2 separate regions of the Homo sapiens genome follow, and region 1 is linked to region 2. A link is an interaction called in ENCODE POLR2A ChIA-PET data of the cell type or tissue named here. Cell type or tissue: PC-9. All regions are shown on one strand.

The links. Peaks named below come from ENCODE experiments on the same cell type or tissue, not always from the same donor. Only the 100,000 strongest peaks of a DNase experiment are listed, where the experiment ranks them.
Region 1: POLR2A ChIA-PET joins it to region 2 with 7 read pairs; 1 of 35 experiments calls an interaction of 5 or more read pairs at or near these places.

What each region holds. Positions count from the first base shown.
Region 1 is chr17:29,252,727-29,257,726 of GRCh38, reverse strand. CRYBA1 (crystallin beta A1) reads right to left here. Exons shown (of 6, transcript NM_005208.5): 5 at 3,945-4,087; 6 at 3,233-3,525. The coding sequence ends at 3,378. It overlaps NUFIP2 (nuclear FMR1 interacting protein 2), which reads left to right. Exons shown (of 4, transcript NM_020772.3): 4 at 1-1,888. Among named protein-coding and RNA genes, the nearest start is that of CRYBA1, 8.4 kb to the right of the region's middle. In PC-9, no CTCF peak of the experiment used is centred here; no DNase peak of the experiment used is centred here; H3K27ac peaks cover 1,980 bases.
Region 2 is chr17:29,663,326-29,668,325 of GRCh38, reverse strand. SSH2 (slingshot protein phosphatase 2) reads left to right here. Exons shown (of 16, transcript NM_001282129.2): 10 at 1,103-1,196; 11 at 1,331-1,459. Among named protein-coding and RNA genes, the nearest start is that of SSH2-AS1, 26 kb to the right of the region's middle. RefSeq lists enhancers at 1-642, 4,801-5,000 and a silencer at 4,801-5,000. In PC-9, no CTCF peak of the experiment used is centred here; DNase peaks (open chromatin) are centred at 2,845 and 3,205; H3K4me3 peaks cover 1,639 bases; H3K27ac peaks cover 4,078 bases.

The DNA of each region.
Region 1 (5,000 bases), 410 kb after region 2:
ATACAAAGCATTGTTTGCAAAATATAGGGAGATAATGGAGTCCACTTTAATTTGGAATTCTGTGTGAGCTATGATCCAAGTTATCAGCTCTTTCCAACTTTAAAAATTTTGTTAAAAGCACCTTGCTTAGAAAATTTTAAATATTTATGTCTGCAACAATTGTCTCAAAATAATAAACTGTGCAATTCTTGTCATTAAAAAAAAAAAAGATCTGAATTTTCCCTAATGTGACTTGTTAGTTTCTCTCTGTATTTCCTGCCAGTGTAAATGTGAAAGCTTTGCTTGCATTACGTTTTAGAAATGCATTTTGCACACTCGAATTTTGCCGAAGCTCCGTGAAAAGGTTAGATCTAAGTAGATGAATAAAGCTATGCACATGTTTTGAAAGTTTAATTTGTGTGTCATTACCAAAAGTGACCGATTTGTCCTTACTACTTTGCTGTTGTTAGCTTTACCATCTTTGGAAACTTGGCTCAAAGTTACATAGTTCTGGGCTAGCTCATCAGTGGAACTAGGAGAGAGGAAAACTGGCACCTATTTTAATAAAGTTCAATTTAAACGAGAGCTTGACTTGTATCTATTAAAGAGCTTTTCTTGAAACAGGGCAGTTTTATCAGCTTTACAAATCATTGGATGCTCTTCCTTAGTAATATTTTGGTTTATTTGATCAAATAGAAATGGAAAGTAATTCAAACTGAAAGACCCTTTTTTGTCATATGGAACTTGGTGACGATTTTTTGTCTTAAAGCTGGTTTAAAGGTAGGATAGGCTTTTACCTTTATTGCTTTAGCATAAATTTGGTTTACTGAATTGACTGGCTTGAGATTAGAATTATTCAGTTGTTTGTAAGATCAAAGCACTGGTTGTTTTAAAGATAACGTGTATCTTTTAAAAAATTGCCCAAGCTGATTAGAACAAGTTTAGGAGTTGGGTACATTTGGTTCAAGTGCTGCAATCTGTATGTACTAAATAGCTTTACTTTGTGTATGTGTACTTATAATGTGTAGATGTACTACTACCCAGGTTTTGTCAAATCATCTTTTTTAAAGTTTTTTTTTTTTTAATTGGTTCAGGACCTTTGTAGGAGAGGCTAATATGTTTAAGTAGAAGATATTACTGATAGCATTTTCCCCATGCTCCTACATAAAAAATAAATATTTCCATTTTATAGCTTTTTCAATATACAGAAGAGGGTTACTTCTTCATCAAGTATATTGTTGCCTTTGAGGACACAGCAAAACCCTTCTATATGTATCTTCATTGATAGTGGCAGTTAAAAACTAAGTTATCCAGTTAAGACTTAAAAGGTGACCCATATTAATTGCATGGCCTTAAAAGGCAGAAATGCAGGAGTGTAGCAAGCATCATTTTAGATGGCTATGGTTCCTCTTCCGCATCTGTCAGTAGTTCACTTATGTTCAGTCTTAGAACCTACTGGAGGAGTGAAGTAATTTCTCTGTCTCGTGCAGAGGCACTAAGGAGCTGAGTTACCTCTTAATCTGGGGGAATGGATAATAAGTGGAGTACAGTTATGTTAAAGGATGTTCCCCCCGCTCAAAAAAAAGTTTCAATGTTTGTTTTGCCCAGTCAAAAATATAGGTCTTTTCTACATATAAGAACAGTCACCAGAAATTTTCCCTTTTGCTAAATGCTTAGGTATTTGCTATAGCTGTTTCTGATGTCATGGATTCTGAGGAAGTGTCATTTACGTGATGATCTTCCTTTATTGATGTCTTCATCATGTTCAGTGTTTTAAAAATATAAATTACAAACACTCTACAACCATACCCAGATTTACTTATTTTATCAGAAAAAAAACTTGAGAAATTTGTAGATCAAATTGAGAGACAATAAGTGTACATTGTTGAATAAAAAATTTTAAAGTTTCTGAGGTGTTTGTTATCTTTTGTGTGCTTTAATTTTTTAAAAAGTCTTTACTGACTAATCTTAAATTCAGCTGATAAAAAGTAAAAAGAAAAACAAACCGAAAACTAAGTTTGTGACATTGATAATGATTTTTTTCCAAAGGGTCAAATATGTGAAGAATTTAAGTCTTCAGTATACTATGGTCCTATGATTTTAAAAAAATTTTTTAATCATACAGGTTTTTACAGTGCTTAGAATTAGCTTGCTTATTGAAAAATCCAGAGCTATCCTGCCTTTTTGCAGGACATTAAGCCTTATGCCCTTCCAATTGAAATAAATCAAAATTGAGCTAAGCAGTTGAGCAACTAGAATGTTAAGTTGCCAAGATTCTGGATTTATTCATAACTTTATGTTGAAATATGTGGCAGTACACACTGGAGAAACTTCCTGTTTCTTTAGTACTGATTTGTCACAAGGTGAAAGGAAAATCAATGCCAACTTCAACATTATTAGAAAGAGCAGGAGACGGGAGGAAAGGACATAAAAACATTTACCAAAAGTGTCAGTCGCTATAGAGATTGATAACATTTAGGTCATATGCTTTATTGTTCTTTGAGATAAGGAATAATTGTCCTTGGCCTGGTGAGTGACTTGCAAGGACACAAAAGAGAATGTGGAGTTTTATGGAAGCTTGACTTAAAAAATTCTCATCCAGACAGGCGCAGTGGCTCAACACCTGTAATCCCAGCACTTTGGGAAGCCACAGTGGGTGGATCACTTGAGCCCAAGAATTCGAGACCAGCCTGGGCAACATAGTGAGACCTCATCTCTACAAAAAGTACAAAAATTAGCCAGGCATAGTGGCAGGCACCTGTAGTCCCAACTACTCAGGAGGCTGAGGCAGGATCACTTGAGCCCAGGAGAATGACGCTGCAGTAAGCCAGATCGCACCACTGCACTTCAGCCTGGGTGACAGTGAGACCCTGTCTCAACAACAACAAAAATTCTCATCCACAGGCCGGGCGTGGTGGCTCACGCCGGTAATCCCGCACTTCGGGAGGCCGAGGCGGGCAGATCACCTAAGGTCGGGAGTTCGAGACCAGCCTGACCAACATGGAGAAACCCCGTCTCTACTAAAAATACAAAATTAGCCAGGTGTGGTGGTGCATGCCTGTAATCCCAGCTACTCGGGAGGCTGAGGCAGAGAATCACTTGAACCCGGGAGGCGAAGGTTGTGGTGAACCAAGATAGCGCCATTACACTCCAGCCTGAGCAACAAGAGCAAAATAACTAAAAAAAAAAAAAAAATTCTCATCCACTTAGGTGTGATTTATGTGAAGCATGGTAGTTAATTCAGTCTACAAAGTTTTTTTTTTTTAAATGACGTTTATTGTGGATTTCAGCAGCTAACATTTGAAAGCAATGTCTGTGAGCAGAACATAAAACTTATTCTAGAGTGCTTAGCAAGGTCTCATGCTTGAGGAATTATCGTACTTGGAGCTTTTAATCAGCTACTGTTGGATTCGGCGAATCGATTGGATCTGCGAAGTCTGGGCATGAGAGCCCCACTCTCTCCAATGTTTATAGTCTCCTCCATGATGGTCACATTCCAAGATATACTGATACCCACGATATCCAGGATATTGGTAGCAAACCCAGCTAGGAAATTCAAAGTACATTTCATTATTAAAACTAATTAGGAATCTGGTTAATACCCCAAAACCTGAGCCTCTTTACTCAACACAATGGTATGAGATGCTTTTAGGCTTAGAAAAAATAGCCATCCTAAATGTGTCAGGCACTATTTGTAAGCATAATATGGCTATAGCTAGTTAATTAGCCTTAATCATCAAAACAGGTATAAGTAGTCAACGTAAATTCTTCCATAGAGGCATGTCTGGGGGAGATAAATCTGCAACCTAAAGTGGTAGTTGGTATAAAGAAATTGAGATTCAAAATTATGTAGAACTAGAATGTGACATCTATACCGATACGTATGAAATCTGATTAAAACATAACTATTGATGCAACCTCAGGAGTTACTTTGAAGTATATTCCAACCCTGTTTTTGTACTTACGCCCCACTTTGTATCTTCATGGAGCCGACTTCGTTGTTGAACCAGCCCATGGCTTGCAAGGAGGGGTAGTCGTCAGAGATCTCCCACTGGCGTCCAATAAAGTTTTCCTTCTCAAAGATGGTCATCTTAGACTCCTTATGATTCTGTAATTCAGAAATTGTTTTAAAATGTTTAGTACTAGTGCTATGGCTATCATTCTTCATGTTTTTCAAAATTGAAACACTTTTGGATTATACAAGGAAGCACATGATAATTTAAAAAGATTAAGGCAACAGATTTGTGAGAAAAAAGTTACCCATAATTTTGTTTATTCCAATTTAAATACCATAACATTTTGAATGTACAAATAACTGATATACTATTTTGGAACAATGAAGAGGATTTGACAGTGAGAAAAAGTACTAACAAAATGCAGCCAACCAAGGGATTAATATTCACTAATGTGAAAAAAGATCTCACAGATTATTACAAAAAGTAAGCCCAAATATGTATGTGTGCGCTTGCGTGTGTATGTGTGTTGTTGGATATAACCTGTATGTCCAGTAGGGGACATGAATACTACACAAGCATTAAAAAGACAGAGACTAACCTGTATGAACTTCAAAAATGGACAAAACTGTTTGGTAATAGAAAGTGGTAGGGGAGCAATTGAGTGGAAAGGGACACCAGGGAACTATGATGGAATGTTCTTTATATGGTTAGGGTGTTGGTTACATGGATCTATATATTTTTCAAAAACTCATGAGAATATTCACTTAGGGTCTGTGCATTTTACTGTATGTCAGTTATACCTTAGGGTGGGCAAATGAAATGTTTTTAAAAGTGAGATTGAAATAATTTCCAGACAGGCAACTATTTATTTGGATTAGAACTATTTAGGTTAACTTCTCCACCAGTTGAATTTTGGCAAGACTTTGAACCAAGATGAGATTATTAACCAAAATCACGAGAAACTCTCACATAGACTGAATATTTGGAAAGGTTCTAGCCCAACCTAACTCCTAATACAGGGATCATTTTCAACACACCCCTTAAGGTCATTCTGCTTTCTGCTTG
Region 2 (5,000 bases):
TTGAAGAGAAACAGCTCAGGTATTAGCTGTATTCTGTAGGGTTCATGAGAAATTAAGAGTCCAAGTGGTGGGAAGCCCCAAGGTTGTGGGGTTGGAGCATCCATCTTTGGAGATTACCAAAGCTATTTTTGCAACCAGTGATAAGGCTGTAGGCAGCAAGGGCAGGCAGGATGCCTGAAAGCTTAGTCCATTTTCATCTCCAAATAAGGAGGTGCAGAGCCAGATACCTTTCTTGAGTAGGTGGTGGGAGTTGGGGAGGAGATGAAACAAAGTACTCTCTGTCAACCTCATTCAAATTCTGCATAATCTGAAATAATGCTTTAGAGGAGGAGTATCCAGTTACATTGAACCACTACCTTTCTAATAATTGGAGAGTCAGCTACCTAGTTTGATTTCATATTAAAGTTCCAAGGGTGATTTTATTTTTAAGAGAGTCAGAAGACTAAAGGAAGTGACATAATCCTTCAGGTAGAGCATTAGGCTAGGCTGAGCGTTGTAGTTCTCCTGCCCCAGCATGGTTATCAGCATGTCATTTAGCTTTTCAGTTGTTTGTTTCCTCTCCCTATAGAAAAGGATAAGTGTTTCACAGAGATATTGTGAGAGTTGTCATTAAAAGGAAAGCATTCTGGATGGAAGGGCTCTTAAGTCAGCAGTCCCCAGCCTTTTTGGCACCAGAGACCAGTTTCCACAGACGGAGCAGTGGAGTGGGGATGGTTTCATGATGAAACTGTTTCACCTCAGATCATCAGGCGTTAGTTAGCTTCTCATAAGGAGCACACAACCTTGATCCCTCACATGTGCAGTTCACAATAGGGTTTGCGCTCCTATGAGAATCTAATGCTGCCACTGATCTGACAGGAGGCGGAGTTCAGGCAGTAATGCTTGCCCGCTGCTCACCTCCTGTTCTGCTGCCCGGCTTCTAACAGGCCACTGACCGGTACTCACTGGGGACCCACGCTCTAAGTTGTTGATCTCTAGAACCGATTTTGGAAAAGGATTTGCCTTATTGAAGAAGACAGGATCATTCTTCTTTCTTTCCCATTTAAGAATAATCGTTATTAAGAATATCGTTTAAGAATAATCGTTATTTCTCTCTTCTCAGACCTACTGAACGTGAACGAACAGAAAGGCTAATTAAAACCAAATTAAGGGAGATCATGATGCAGAAGGATTTGGAGAATATTACATCCAAAGAGGTAAGAGACCTTGAGTCCTTGTTTGTTCCAAGGCTAGCAGTGGGATAACAGTAGGTGTGGGGCTGGAAATAGTGCATGGTTGAAAGTACAGAGGGACTTTAAGAGATGGGTCCAATATATCATCTTTGTTTCAGATAAGAACAGAGTTGGAAATGCAAATGGTGTGCAACTTGCGGGAATTCAAGGAATTTATAGACAATGAAATGATAGTGATCCTTGGTCAAATGGATAGCCCTACACAGATATTTGAGCATGTGTTCCTGGTAAGTTTTAAAGCCACTTTAAGTGGTGTGCTAACGCTAGCCCATATGGACTCATGGGCAGGGGTAATTATTAAATTTTATTATACATAAATAAAATGTAACTTACTTTAAAGACAAAAGTGATAAGTACTCAAACCTCATCACTTCCTAATTATTTTATTACTTTTAGTGTGTGTGTGCGTGTGTGTGACAGTCTCGCTCTGTCGCCCAGGCTGGAGTGCGGTGGCACGATCTCGTCTCACTACAATCTCTGCCTCGCGGGTTCAAGCAATTCTCCTGCCTCAGCCTCCCGAGTAGCTGGGACTACAGGTGCATACCACCACACCCAGCTAATTTTTGTATTTTTAGTAGAGACGGGGTTTTGCCATCTTGGCCACGTTGGTCTTGAACTCCTGACCTCAGGTGATCTGCCCGCCTTGGCCTCTCAAAGTGCTGGGATTATAAGCATGAGCCACCATGCCTGGCCCTCATTTTTAATTTTATTTTTATTTTTGAAACAGGGTCTCGCTCTGTTGCCCAGCCTGGAGTGTAGTAGCACAGTCTCAGCTCAGTGCAACCTCAGCCTCGCAGGCTCAAGTGATTCTCCCTTCTCAGCCTCCTGAGTAGCTGGGACCACAAGCGTGTGCCACCAGCCCCCAGCTAATTTTTGTATTTTTTGTGGAGATGGGGTTTTACCATGTTTCCCAGGGTGGTCTCGAACTCCTGAGCTCAAGCAATCCACTCACCTAGTCCTTCCCAAAGTGCTGGGATTACAGGCATGAGCCATCGCACCTGGCCCCAAATTACCGGCATGAGCCATCGCGCCTGGCCCCAAATAGGATGATCCTTTAAGATCACTCTCAAATCTGCCAAATGTGTCTAAGTTCTGATATATCTGAGCAGAGCTGGTGGGAGCTACTATATAACTGAGAGACAAGAGACTACTGGACTTTCAAACATATGAAACCTTGTAGCTACACTTTGAGTCCCTACTTTTATGATTACCAAAAAATTGGTGACTAAAAATTGTTCTTCATGGTTCCTGAACATTTAGTGACCTTTTGTAATTAGCCCAAGGAGACCTCTCTGACAGGTAGATTTTGAAAGCTTCTAAAGTCTATTTTTCTCTCAAGTGTTAGAGTTTTAGTTCTTATCTGTACATTTAGTGGGAACAAAGTTAACAAGAATAATTAAAATCAATGGAGAATGCCAAAACCTCATTTTGTGTCCACTTCCCACACACTTTCACCAAAAATGCTTACAAGGAAGTAAATCAGTTGGTTTGAATTTCACTTCCTTTCTCTTCTTGAGGACGTTTATGAACTGTGAAATGATTAGAAGCTGGGAAACAGAAGAGAAGGAGAATAAATGCTCAGGAACTGACTAAACTGGATCCACCTCACTCTGAATATTCAAGAGTTTATTTCATGAGGCACTCAGACTATGCCTTTGAAGGCTTGTGCCCTGAAATAACTTGTTGACACTCTAGGATATATGTGTCTAGAGTGATTCATAGTGGTATATTAGCTATGAAATTACTCATGAAAAGCTGTGAGTTGGGAGGGGGACTTCTTTTCCATTACTTTAACTGACCAGTATGTGTTGGCATTTCTGGTTGTAGATCATACTGCAAAACTGTCATTGGCTTTTCCATTTGCAAGACACCTGGCTTTGTTGTCTCTTACATATACTTCCACAAGGATTCAGATATATCCTGCTCTTGTATTATTGGAAAGAATCTTTGTGTTATCTATAGAAAACTTGTGAGTCACTCGTTCTATGGGGCCCTCCCAACTGTTTCCCTGAGACTAATTTTTATGAAGGACAAATATCTGTAGTCAAAAGGAGCTCATGTGACTGAAGCTGCAAACTTGAAAGTCAAGTTTCCCATTGAGCTTGACTTTTAACACGTAAAAGAATATAGACATGATAAATATGAAATACAGTCAGATTCTGACTGATCAACCTGTTTTATTTCATGCATGCTTCCCTGTGTCTCTGGTGCCACCCACTCAAGAACTACTCCTCAAATGGTATATTTTAGGCCATGCAAGCAAATTTTAATAGTATTGTAAGCAGAAAAAACAATCTAATTTCCCCAAAATTACATTTCTCTAATCAACTACAAATGCATTTGAGCATTTGTGCCAGTAGATTAATACCATGATTTCATTATTGTCAGGTATAATCTTCTGTCTTGAGTTTTTTTCTTATTAAAAAAATAATTCTGGCCAGGTGTGGTGGCTCACACCTATAATCCCAGCACTTGGGGTGGCCAAAGCAGGAGAATCACCTGAGCCTGGGAGTTTGAGGCTGCGGTGAGCCATGATCATGCCACTGCACTCCACCCTGAGCAACAAAGAGAGAGCCTGTCTAAAAATAATGATAATCCATGTTCATTTTTAAAAATTTTAGAAGACAACAGATTATCATATTTATTTAATCATCAAGACTGATAATCACCATCATCTTTTATTATATAATATTGCCTTCCAATCTTTTTTTTTTTTTTTTGGAGACGGAGTCTCGCTCTGTCGCCCAGGCTGGAGTGCAATGGCATGATCTCAGCTCACTGCAACCTCCACCTCCCAGGTTCACACGATTCACCTGCCTCAGCCTCCCAAGTAGCTGGGATTAAAGGCACACACTACCACGCCTGGCTAATTTTTTGTGTTTTTAGTAGAGACGGGATTTCATTATGTCGGCCAGACTGGCCTTGAACTCCTGATCCTCCCGCCTCAGCCTCCCAAAGTGCCGGGATTACAGGCATGAGCCATCGCGCCCAGCCCCAATCTTTTTTACTTTTATTTATAGATGTACATATATATTTTTGTGTATACACACACAGATATGATACATTGTCTTTATTTTTTTAAAGAGTAGTTTTAGGTTCACAGCAAAATTGAGCAAAAGGTATAGAGATTTCCCATATACAACTTATCCCAACACATGCATAGTTTCCCCCATTGTCAACATCCTCCACCAGAGTGGAGTGTAACAAATGAGTGTAACATTTGTTACAGCACATTATTCTACATTGGCACATCATTGTAAACTAAAGTCCATAGTTTACAATAGGGTTCACTCTTGGTGTTGTACGTTATATGGATTTGGACAAATTTGTTGTCTGTATTCACTATTAGAGTATCACATAGAAGTTTTTACTTTTTAAATACACATCTGTGTACTTGTTTTGCACATCAGCATTGTGTATATATGTACATATTTTTGAACAAAGGAAAATCTCTTCAGCTTCAGGTATAATTCTGTATTCTAGAAAATGGACATTTTCTTTCTATTGTGAATATTTATTTGGGGGAAAAAAAACTTCAAAATTGAGGATCTCTGTAATTTAAATCCTACTTAACAAAGTAAATGCATGAACAGGTTGTCTAAACATCTTATTATACTTGTTCCTTGGTGGCTTCCTCCCTTTGTTTACACTGCCATATCCTATGTCCAACTCCCTATCTCTTCTCCATTGAGTCTTTGCCCTGCTGGCTTTCCTAGCAGTTGACACGGAAAAAGAGGCATTCTAGCTGCAAGTGGTGGTGTTGATTTT